2 separate regions of the Homo sapiens genome follow, and region 2 is linked to region 1. The links are chromatin contacts, found by Hi-C or POLR2A ChIA-PET in ENCODE. All regions are on one chromosome and are shown on one strand. The core of a region is the stretch at or near the end of the contact, and the rest is flanking DNA. Distances in the headings are between cores, read along the strand shown. Region 1 holds the start of AATF (apoptosis antagonizing transcription factor). Region 2 overlaps ACACA (acetyl-CoA carboxylase alpha).

Evidence for each region. Hi-C counts contacts between places; a loop is a spot of excess contacts on that map. ChIA-PET counts read pairs that join two places held with the same protein, here RNA polymerase II (POLR2A). Pooled maps may share reads with other maps.
Region 2: a pooled map shows a loop between it and region 1 (2.8-fold over the local background). The contact joins the enhancer-like site here to the promoter of AATF in region 1. A Hi-C loop is called at or near these places in 2 of 50 pooled maps. POLR2A ChIA-PET finds 5 or more read pairs at or near these places in 4 of 52 experiments (Panc1, activated CD4-positive, alpha-beta T cell, activated CD4-positive, alpha-beta memory T cell and 1 more).

Annotation. Positions count from the first base shown.
Region 1 is chr17:36,945,917-36,951,540 of GRCh38, forward strand. AATF (apoptosis antagonizing transcription factor) reads left to right here and starts at 3,038. Exons shown (of 12, transcript NM_012138.4): 1 at 3,038-3,300; 2 at 4,298-4,489. The coding sequence starts at 3,210.
Region 2 is chr17:37,087,954-37,093,218 of GRCh38, forward strand. ACACA (acetyl-CoA carboxylase alpha) reads right to left here. Exons shown (of 56, transcript NM_198834.3): 55 at 985-1,121. Among named protein-coding and RNA genes, the nearest start is that of MIR2909, 57 kb to the left of the region's middle. RefSeq lists an enhancer at 1,774-2,275. Within about 2 kb of position 2,183, at least 9 of the 41 ENCODE cell types and tissues checked have a DNase peak (open chromatin) inside an H3K27ac peak, as active enhancers do; they include endothelial cell of umbilical vein, where a contact is called at or near this core.

The DNA of each region.
Region 1 (5,624 bases), core at 1,788-4,287:
CATTTTCCTATCAAGGCTGCTGAATTATTTAGCAGCTTTATTGTGCAATCGGGGTATTTGATAAGAAGCGTTTTCGAGTTGGGCACACGATGTGGATTCGATTCTTCTAACAACGTGGTTGTGGCGCAGTCTCTCCCCTCGTCGCGGGATTCAGAATCCTGGCGAAAACCCGAACAGGTGGCAACGCTCAGCAGTCAAATTTGGAGCCGAAGGCCCCAAGGAGGAGGCCTGGAAATGTCAGGGCCTGTTCTCCTTCCCATCAGTGCTGTGCCGCCCACCTCTGGCCCCGAGGTGCGGGGACGTGCGGCACCATACCTAGGCGGAGCTCCCGCAGGAGGCGCAGCAGGAGGGAAGCGCCACTGCAGTCCCCTCTCGCCTGGGAGGGCAGCCTGGTTTCTCCCTGTGGCCATCTTAAAGCCACCACCTCTGTGCCTCTCGCCACCTGCCTTCAGGGTTCCAGCAGCAGGGAGCCACCATCTGCTCTGGCGAGGGAGCTGAAGCTCACCCACCCAACTTCTCCGGGCTGGCTGCCGCTGGTAAGCTGCTCTAGGTGAGGCACTTGGGGAAGTATTACCTGTGGAGAGCCAGGATAGGCATTGCCAGGGCTGGCACCTGAGGGTGGACAGCATCTGAAGAGAGGCAAGTGGGAACTTGGTTTTCCCAAACTCTTGAAACTCCTTGTCAAGTGAGCAGACAGTTGTTTGGGACAATTGGAAAGTGTCACCCCTTGCCCATCCTCTGCTGTGCCTAATCGCCTGCCACTTTGCAGCCCTTGGAGGGCAGGGAGAGGGATTGTGGACTGGGCGCCCCTCCGCCTTCTCTGGAGAAGGCCATTCTGTTAGGGAACTGCTCACCCTTATTCTCCTCTCCCTGTTCCTCTCATCTGCTCTCATCTCTACATCAGTCAGAGGTTGAAACTCCTCGCCACAGTCCACTCTCCATCTCCATCCCTACCCCATCAATAAGCCCTTCCCCCACCATCTCAAGACACTGGAATGCAGGTAGGGAGAGGCCCCCAGAGGGAGTATTTGAGAATTTGCTCCCCTGTCCCTTGCCTCAACTACTCTCAGTTGCATCTTAATTCCTAGAATTACTTCCTCTTCCCTCCACTCCTGGAGTCCTCTTTCTACCTTCAGTATAAGGTCAGGCAAACATTTTGGGGGGCCCTGGGATGTGTGTGACAGTAGAACGGTCTTGATTCCTTGCTAAAATGGCTTCCCAAGTCAGTAGGGACCAGGACAGAGAAGGGAGAGTAAGTAAACAGGTCTATGGCATTTTCTGCTGAGTGTTTGCCCAGCACAGCCCCCAAATTGACCAGCAGTGTCCTGTTTGCATGACAGCTTAGAGGTGGTCTCTGCAGTGACTCACCTCCCTTTCTCTTTTCTTCCTTCTCTTTACCTCAAAGGCCAGGTTTCTAAGCATTGTAAGTACCCAACATAGCAAGGGGATAGGATTGCAGGAGGTAGTTTCTTAAATGTGGGGTGGGAGAAACATTTTTGTCCTTTGAAGCCCCATGGCACCTTGTCAAGGAGCAAGGAACACACTTTTGCTTGGGAGGCCCGGACACAGGCACAAGACTGCAATTATAGAGGATAAACGAAAAACTGTTCTCTTAGGCTAAGCTCTCTTATGGATGGTAAAAAGCCGTTTTCTTCTCCTGAGTGCCCTGCCTAGCCTGGCATTCTTTTCCTTCCATGTCTGAGGGGGTTTACCCTCAGACAGGTTCTCCTTCCCCTCTGCAGCCCTGGTTGTCTTCATTCTTCAAGGGCCACTTTACAGGGACATGGAACAGGCTCCACTAAAGTGGTGTCCTCTTATTGCTCTTGGCCCTGAGGACATATGAAGATTGTGAAAGTCAGAGATCCTCTCTTCCCTTGGTTTTCATGGGAGACAGTAGAGAGCTGAGGGTTCCCCAGTTGTTCAGCTGTGGGATCCAACTGGCCCGGGCTGTACCCAAGGGGCACTGCCACAGTGCACCACTAACATCTCTTTTCTGGATCCTTTTGAGGCAGATTCTGTTTAGAGGGGTCTAGGTCTCTACAGGCAACCTCCAACAGATACCATAAGAATAGACCACTTTGTAGTCACACTTATCATCCCTTATTGCAGTTTCTGTTTACATGTTTGTCTACCCTCCTAGGCTGATTACCGTGGGGGGGAGAATCCAACTTACTTATCTTGTATCTTATCTAGCAGTGCCTGCCACATAGTGGGCAGTCAGGGAATGCTTGATGAAGGAAAGAGGATGTAAAGCGATTGTGTCTTTCCGTGTGCGGGGTGCAATTACATTTATACTATTAAGTCTTTATATTTTGAGTCTGTCCCTCTAACGGTAGACCTGTATTTTTCTGCATTTGTGCACCTGCTTAAGCTGCCTGAGCATGCCCTCATCTCTGAACAGCAAAGATAATCAATACCGAGGGGTATGCAGTGGAGTAATCCACACCCCACCCCCTTTCCCTTGCTCAGGCAAGGGTACTTAGAGACGCTACTGAAACTATCTTTAGCCACAGCGATTCCTAAGTATTCCCATTAAGAAAGACGCCAGCAGTCCGCCACACACTTACACGTGCATATCCCTGACATAGGATTCCCAAATCCTGGCCGCTGAAGGGCGGGAGGCGTGTGCCCGGCCTCAGACTACTATAAATTGCGAAATGACAAACCTGCTTTGGGTCCCAGTCTCTGCGTGCCCGAGTGCGCACCCGCGATTCGAGCAGCTTAAGCCCTACTCCCTCCTCCTTCCCAAATCAGCCACCGTGGGCCACGGCTACGCTATGCTTTATTCCTAAGCGAATCTCGCACAAATCTCGAGGCATATTTTGTACAAGGGGACACTGGCCGCGCGCATCGCAATCGCATCTCAGCGACAGAAGCGGTCACGTGCCTTGGCGCGCTTCCGCACCGCCCCTTCCCGCGCACTCGCACGCGCACGCGCACACGCGCCCATACGGCTCCAATCCCTTCAACCTTCTGCGCGCTTCCGCCTTCATGCTAGCAACGCCCGCAGTGACGCGCAGGCCCCGCCCCCTCCCGCGCGCCTCCCGGAAGTGGCCGGTCCAGAGCTGTGGGGTGGCCTCCGCGCGGTCTCTGGCGGAGTCGGGGAATCGGATCAAGGCGAGAGGATCCGGCAGGGAAGGAGCTTCGGGGCCGGGGGTTGGGCCGCACATTTACGTGCGCGAAGCGGAGTGGACCGGGAGCTGGTGACGATGGCGGGGCCGCAGCCCCTGGCGCTGCAACTGGAACAGTTGTTGAACCCGCGACCAAGCGAGGCGGACCCTGAAGCGGACCCCGAGGAAGGTGAGGCCGGACTGGGGCAGGCCACGTGCGGAGCGGTGGGCCAGGCCCTGTGGGGCAAGGGGGCGGCGTGGGAGGGGCGTGCGCGAGGCCGCCGGGCCTGCGCTCCTTCGCTTGGCGCAGAGGAACGTCGCCTCCCGCGAGGGTGGTCCCGGCCTCGGGAGGAGGGCTTCGGCTTCTTTTCACACGCACTCGAAACTTGGTGCTCGGCTGGATGGGCGGAACAGATCGAGGGCTCAGGCCGAGAGGAGCTGGTCTTCAGGTTTACTTGCTCCAGGCCTGTTGGAGGGAGCCAGAGAGTCTGCTAGCAAGTTGGAAGTTAGCTTTGAGGATGCCCTTTCTGGTATTGCGTTAGAAAGGAGGAGAAGAAAGTCGCATGTTTTTAATTCAGGTTGCCCTTCAAAACTAAGTTGGAGACTGATGGAAGGATTTTCTGGTGCTGTTTAAGTCTCTTGAAGTCTCAAGACACTTGTTCAGTGGCTGACGACTGAGACTCCTGTTCTGTAAGCTGATGTTCAGAGTCTAGCTGGGAGTAATCCCGCTTTAGACTTGAGTCGGAAGTGTGAGAAAGGGATAATAAGGAGGGATAAATGCGAGTGCTGAACCGTATCTTAGGAAGATCAGTTGAAGAAACTCGGGACTGTTTAGCCAGAATAAGCAAAGAAAACTCCCCAAAGAATGGGACAGAGTGAGGGGAGAACGTGATGACTGATTTAAGATATTGGAGCGACTGTCACACATTGAAGAGGAATTCAACTAGTTTGATAGGATCCAAGTCATAGAAATAGATCCCACTAGTAGATGCCAGGAGTCAACTTTCTGTTTAGAAACAGCAGTAAGACAGTGTTCTACTTTGGGAGAGAGTGAATTTCCTATTCCTGGAAGTTGGTGGGGATTTCGTAAAGGACGTTCAACTATGAGATAAATGGGTCGACCAGGGTTCCCGTTAAAGTTTCTGCTAACCTGGAGATTCTGTTTACTTTTCCCTCTCCCCCGACAGCCACTGCTGCCAGGGTGATTGACAGGTTTGATGAAGGGGAAGATGGGGAAGGTGATTTCCTAGTAGTGGGTAGCATTAGAAAACTGGCATCAGCCTCCCTCTTGGACACGGACAAAAGGTATTGCGGCAAAACCACCTCTAGAAAAGCATGGAATGAAGACCATTGGGAGCAGACTCTGCCAGGATCGTCTGGTGAGTAGACATTTTTGAATGGAACTCTTCTCTTCCCTAATTTTTTCAGGGTTAAAATCCTCCGGTCATCCCCCATGATCTTTGCAAGAGTAGTCTGCGGATCTTTTTTTTGAGACAGAGTTTGGCTCTTGTTGCCCAGGCTGGAGTGTGATGGCGCCATCTCGGCTCACCGCAACCTCCACCTCTGGAGTTCAAGCGAGGCTCCTGCCTCAGCCTCCCGAGTAGCTGGGATTACAGGCATGCACCACCACGCCCGGCTAATTTTGTATTTTTAGTAGAGACGGGGTTTGTCCATGTTGGTCAGGCACCCCTATCTGTTATCTTAGGAGAGACCATTGATTTGGTATTAGAAAGGGTCTTAGAGGTTACTTCATTTCACTTCATAAGGAATCTAAAGCCCAGAGTGATTAAGTTGCTATACTCCTTATGTTCGGACTAATGGCTCACCCTACAGTGGAGTGACAGAGAAGGCAGTGCATTTTGGCTACTGGAGAGGGTTATGAGCTGAAAAACCACTGTGTCTGATGAACATGTTATCCTTGAATTGTGACCCCTGACCTTTGGTTTTCCAGGACTTGCATTGAAGCACTGTGTGATATTAGTTATTTGTGAAACTCATTTTTTGCCATTCTAAAAAATCACATAATCCTTCTCTTCCCTGCAAAAGAGTTAGGAGTCTGTGCGCTTATAGTTTTAAAGAATTGTAAATTTCTCAGAGTGGAAGAAGGGGCTAGATATGGTGATTATTGGGAGAATGTCATTTGTTTTCCTTTAGAAAGGTCAGGGGTGTCATGTTGAGAATCCACAGATAATATAAAAGGAACTATCATTTAGGTTATGATATCTATGATTTAGTCCTTGATGTAGTTCTGGGAGCTCCTGATAAGCTCATTTCATATTCTTTGCCTAGAGACTGATAAAGGGACCAATCATGAGACAAATATGATAATATTTATTGAGTTCTTACCATGCGTCAGGCACTGAGTTTAGCTCTATAATTTAAGTTCTAAGAGCCTGGGACACAGTAAGTCCTCAAAAAAAAAATTATAAAATTACCTGGAATTAGACAGATTTTTATAAAAAATTATCACCATTATCACTACATGTGTCACCTAATTTAATCCTCCCAATTGCG
Region 2 (5,265 bases), core at 933-3,432, 140 kb after region 1:
CCTGCAGACTACTTATTAGGTGCAAGGGGGGAAAATCAGTAATTATACGGTAGAGAAATGGAGCAACATCTTGACCAGCGGATGAAATTAACACGAGGAGGAGCAGATAAACAGCATGTGCCCCCAGATGTGGTGCCCTGTGAAGGTTCTGGCCAGAGTGCCTCACCTGCATCTCATCATGGGGAGACATCAGACAAACTCAAAATGAGCAATGTTCTACAGATGGTAGATATCAGATAAAAGTTTTTAATCAATGTTAAATTTACAAAAGTGGATCATTTTATGATGGTTATGTAAAAGTATCCCTATTCTCAGCAAATGCACACTGAAATATTTGGGGGTAAAGGCCATGATATATGTAACACCCTTAAGTAGTTCAGAAAGAGGAAAAATGTATACACATATGGGAGGGCAGGCACACTCATAAGTGATATAGCAACGGGGAGAAAATGTAACAGGTAAATCTGAGTACAGATATTATATATAGGGGTGTTCTTTGTACTGTTTTTAATTTTATAACTTTTCTGTAAGTGAAATGTTTCCAAATAAACTTTTACAAAAATGCCCCTGCAGTCTCTACCACCGATCCTATGGAGCAGACTGAAGCCTCTAGAAGAATACAGCTAACTCTTGGCTTCAGGAGGTGAGGAGGTGGTTTCCCAGGAAACCACCACACACACAATCAGCTTTCCTCCCAGAGTTGTTCATCCGGTTTGAGTATCAGCATTCAGAGCTAAGAGGTGGGCACAGTGAATTAAGCCTTCATCTAGCTGAGATTACTAAGTGCCCCTGGGGAGCAGTAGCTGAAAAAGAATTGGGCTTCAGGCCATATCTGTACCTGTGGGTCAACTACAGCTGTCTCAAACAGCAAGAGACTGCAGAGATCATAAGATTTCTGCGATCATCTCATGATTTGTTTGGAAACTTTTTATTCCAAAGAAATTAGCCCTCCTTCTCTAGTGGAGTTCCCCACGTTGGTCTCACCTGCGGATTTGCTTGAGGACGTAGTCTCTGCTGATGCATTTGATGTTTTCCTCTATTACCGAGTGAACACCATCCTCCTCTGTCAGCTGTTTCTCTAGCCACTCCGCCAGATCCTTATTATTGTCCCAAACATAAGCCTGCAAACAGATGACTCTTGGTCAAACACCAGGGGTCAGGCCAGGCCGGGACACCCTGACTATTCAGGATCTGGAGTGCTTGCTTACTCCAAAAGTGTGCTCCGTGTCCACGATTCTCCTTCACTGTCAGCATCGTGCAGGAGGAGGAAGTAGGCCTCGAGGCAGGAGCTGTGCCCCTTCTCCTTCTCTTCCTTTATGGACACAGGTGTACACCTGAAGTCTCCATGGGGCTCTCCCGAGCACTCTGGTGCTCATACCCTGACTCTGTCCTGTCAGACTCTAGGGACCCACCTATTTGACAAAGGCTAAGAGAATTCAATAACCTGACAGGTTTGAGAGAACCAGTTAAAAGCCCAAATTACTTAGTAAAATTGTGATTGAGAAGGCAAGGCTGTTTATTTGGTGTTTTGCTCTCAGAGGAGCTGAGACACAATGCCTAAAGTATAAGTCTCTAGCCTCAGTGAGGCCTGGCAGTCACTGGATGGATGAAGTCTCCTGAAATAGAGCCCACTGTCTTTTGATGAGGCACGGACGGGGAACTGATGGGAGGGAAGTCTTGTTGCCAGGGTACAGCCACCAGGTCAGAAACCTAAGCCCCATTTTATTACCTATGAGAGTATTCGAAAGGATCAAGACGTCCATAACCCTGAAAGTCTCAACAAACCACCTCTCACCTCCTTTTCAAGATCATTTAGCTGAGTATTTCCTAGGTGGTTGACTACATAATAATTCAGGAGTGTGTTAGAAGCCTAATAGCCTTCTCCTTGCTCTCTTCTCCTCTCATTTTCTTTACAAATCATTTAGGAATCGTTTTGTTAATGGTTTCCGGAAAACCAAGTACCACAATTAGGGCTCATTCATATTTATGTCATTTTGTTTGGGTAATTAAACACAAAGCTTGTCATTTAAAGGTGCGCTATCCTTCTCTGTTATCACTAACGAAGTCAAAGTCAGAATGACAATGAGTTTGGTGCTATAATTTAATAGGTGGGTGTGTTTGTTAGGGACTCTGAGGCTTTGAGGTTTGAGACGTGGCTACAGGAAGCCTGTATGCAAGCAAGGTCACCAAAGCCACAGCTGTGACTACTGGGCTGCAGAGGAAATGTCTTCATCACAAGAGGCCTCAAGCAGTACAAAACTGAGCACTAGGCTATTTTCTAACTATCTCGTGCCTTCAAATATAATGGTTTCTTTTCAGACTGTCACTTCCTGTCTCTAACTTAGCTGCCGACTTAGTTGTGACTGGTTATTTAATGTATGTCATTTCATCGACGTCTCTGTTTCTAAAAATTAACTCCTTTACATTGGAAAGATGAAGGCTTCCGGGGACTAAGGATCAGCAGTATGTCTCTTTTAGTTCTTTGTCCATTTCTTTTTCTGACTCAAATGTGCCCAGTTCTGTATCTAATCACTGATAAGCAGATCAGCAATTCTTCAGCTGGGGTGTGTGGCCCCGTCAGTGCAAACCTGAGTGACCCTCTCCTCTCTGTGCCTGGGTTAGGACTCCCAGCATCTCTCAAGGCCAAACTGCCTTGAGAAAGTGTTTTGCGCCTAAGGAAAGGAAGTGTCACATCAGCCCCTATCCACGAGGGAGAAGGTAGCACTGCTTTTCCCATAACATGGTTTTAACTCACTCTTGTGACCCAGCTTGCTGCACGCCCCACATATGGATGGGTCCCCCTGGACTCCTAAACGTCGCCACCTAAATTTCAACATTTCCATTTCCATCATTGGCAATTTACTCTTCTGCTCCGTGGTTTCAGGACTTCTACACATACCCCTACTTATGAAGATTGGGGTGGAGGGGAGGAAAAATAAAACAATAAATGCTTCTTGGATTTCAGAATGGAAAAAAAAAAAACCCCAAGATTTTTAGATTTACCCAAGAATCCCAAAGCCTTTAGTTTAGGAGAATATTTAATACTCTTATTAATCATTTTTAATCCGTTTGCTTTTAATTAAGAAACAGCATGATGCTTTCCTATCAACATATGCCAGGGAGCAGATTAATTGTGGCTTAAGATAACTCTCCTTGATTGGTGTAATGTATTAGCTAACGAGATGCCTGCTTCCAACAATGCTCAGACACTACACTGGAAAGCCAGCTACCCTCTAGAGAAAACTCTTCTGCCTTCCCCTCCTGCAGCCACAGAGTATGCTAGGTGTTTAAACATTTTGAAAAGTTCCCAGACAGGATTAGGGCAACGCATTCCAAGTTTTACAGTTGCTTGAAAATATGGGTCCTATAAAAAGATCTGCTGTTTACGCAAAGTACAACTGGATGACAATGACCGCCAAACCCCAGTGGATTACAGCCTAGAGTACATGAAGGAAAGGGGTCTCAAGTTCTAATCAACTGCATGTTTAGCAAAAATAAACAAACTTATGTAAGCATAGTGCCACTGGTTTTTCTCAACAGACCTGGGAGAGTTACCATACTGTTGTGGGATAATTTGCTCCACCTGGGAAAAGCAAGCTCCCTTCCACTGGGTTATGGAGTTTACAGGTTTTTTTTTCTTCCCCCAGACAGGGTCTCCTCCTGTTGCCCAGGCTGGAGTACAGTGGCATGATCACAGCTCATTGCAGCCCGAAACTCCTGGGCTCACGTGATTCTCCTGCATCGGCATCCTGAATAGCTAGGATTACAGGCATGCCCCACCATGCCTGGCAAAACTTTTTTTGGTAGAAACAGGGTCTCGTTATGTTGCCCAGGCTGGTCTTGAACTCCTGGGCTCAAGCAGTTCCCCTGCCTTGGCCTCCCAAAGTGCTGGGATTATAGGCGTGTGCCACTGTGCCCAGCCAGAGCCTACAGTTTCTTGTTTGCTCCCTTAGAACAGTTGTAAGACTCAATTCCAGTCATCCAGAAGGATAGGCCAACCTTATTCCCAGGAAGAAGCCATTATTATTTCCCTCCTTAAAATTATGAAAATGGGCCTGGCACAGTGGCTCACGCCTGTTATCCCAGCAATTTGGGAGGCTGAGGCAGGGAATTGCTGGAGTCCAGGAGTTTCAGACCAGCCTGGGCAACATGGCAAAACCCCACCTCTACAAAAAAATCAGCCAGGTGGGGTAGTGTATGCCTATAGTCCCAGCTACTTGGGAGGCTGAGGTGGGAGGGGAGGATCACATGAGCCCAGGAGGTTGAGGCTGAAAGTGAGTCATCATACCTACTCCAGCAGCCTGGGCAATAGAGTGAGACAAAAAAAAAAAAAAAGAAAATGTGGCCAGTCATTCCTAGTATTCCAGCGTGGACTTTAAACAGGTGTGATATGCTAGGCTGCTAACATCATGACAGGCCTGGGCCCGTATGCCACCTGTCAGCATATCCATCTGTATCAGAACATTTTATCAATAAAATATCAATAATTCTACATCACAACAGTGGCCTGTCCTAAAATGAATGTTCAACAGACACTTTCTGTCTGCATCAGTGGATAAGTATCTCAGGCACTAGTCAGCCTCACTAATTTTATGTAGTAATTAGTCTATCTCACAACATCTAAATGACCTGTTTGGAAAGTTTCATTTCTAACATACTGGATAGCTGTTAAGTCCTCCTTAGACAATGGTTCAGCAGGGCCAAGGAGTGACCAGGGCACAACCTGATGGATGTGAGCCCTGATTACTATACCCTACTAATAACTCACCTTGGGAGCTGCTGGGAGACACCTCCAGCTAGGGAGGCTCCTCCCATTTCTGACCTTCTAGACTTCTGGGAAACACACAGCCTGATGGGTGTAGGGATGGCATACAAATCCTAAGGTACACTCATATTTTGGAAAGACATTTTCAATACACCTACACTTACAAGGCTAAGCCCTATCCAACAGAAGCCCAAGAAAGGATGTGATTTTTTTTTCCAAGGGCTTTAGAGTACAATAGCCAAAGGACATGTGGGCTAGGGTGGCCATCAGACCCCTGTGAACCAAGCTCCTGTGAGCCAATCCCATCTCAGCTCCAGGCCCATAGCAGGGCCAAGCAACACTTTCCAGGTTCTACCTTACCTCCTCCCTGCCTGGCCCTGTGTGAGAAGTTTGGTGTATGAGACTTATTCATCAGTAGCCTGAGGCCAGGTTTTGAGGTCAGTGGAAATAAGTGACCCTGTCAATAGTGCTTTTTCCTATGGTCCTCACAGGGGCCTCTG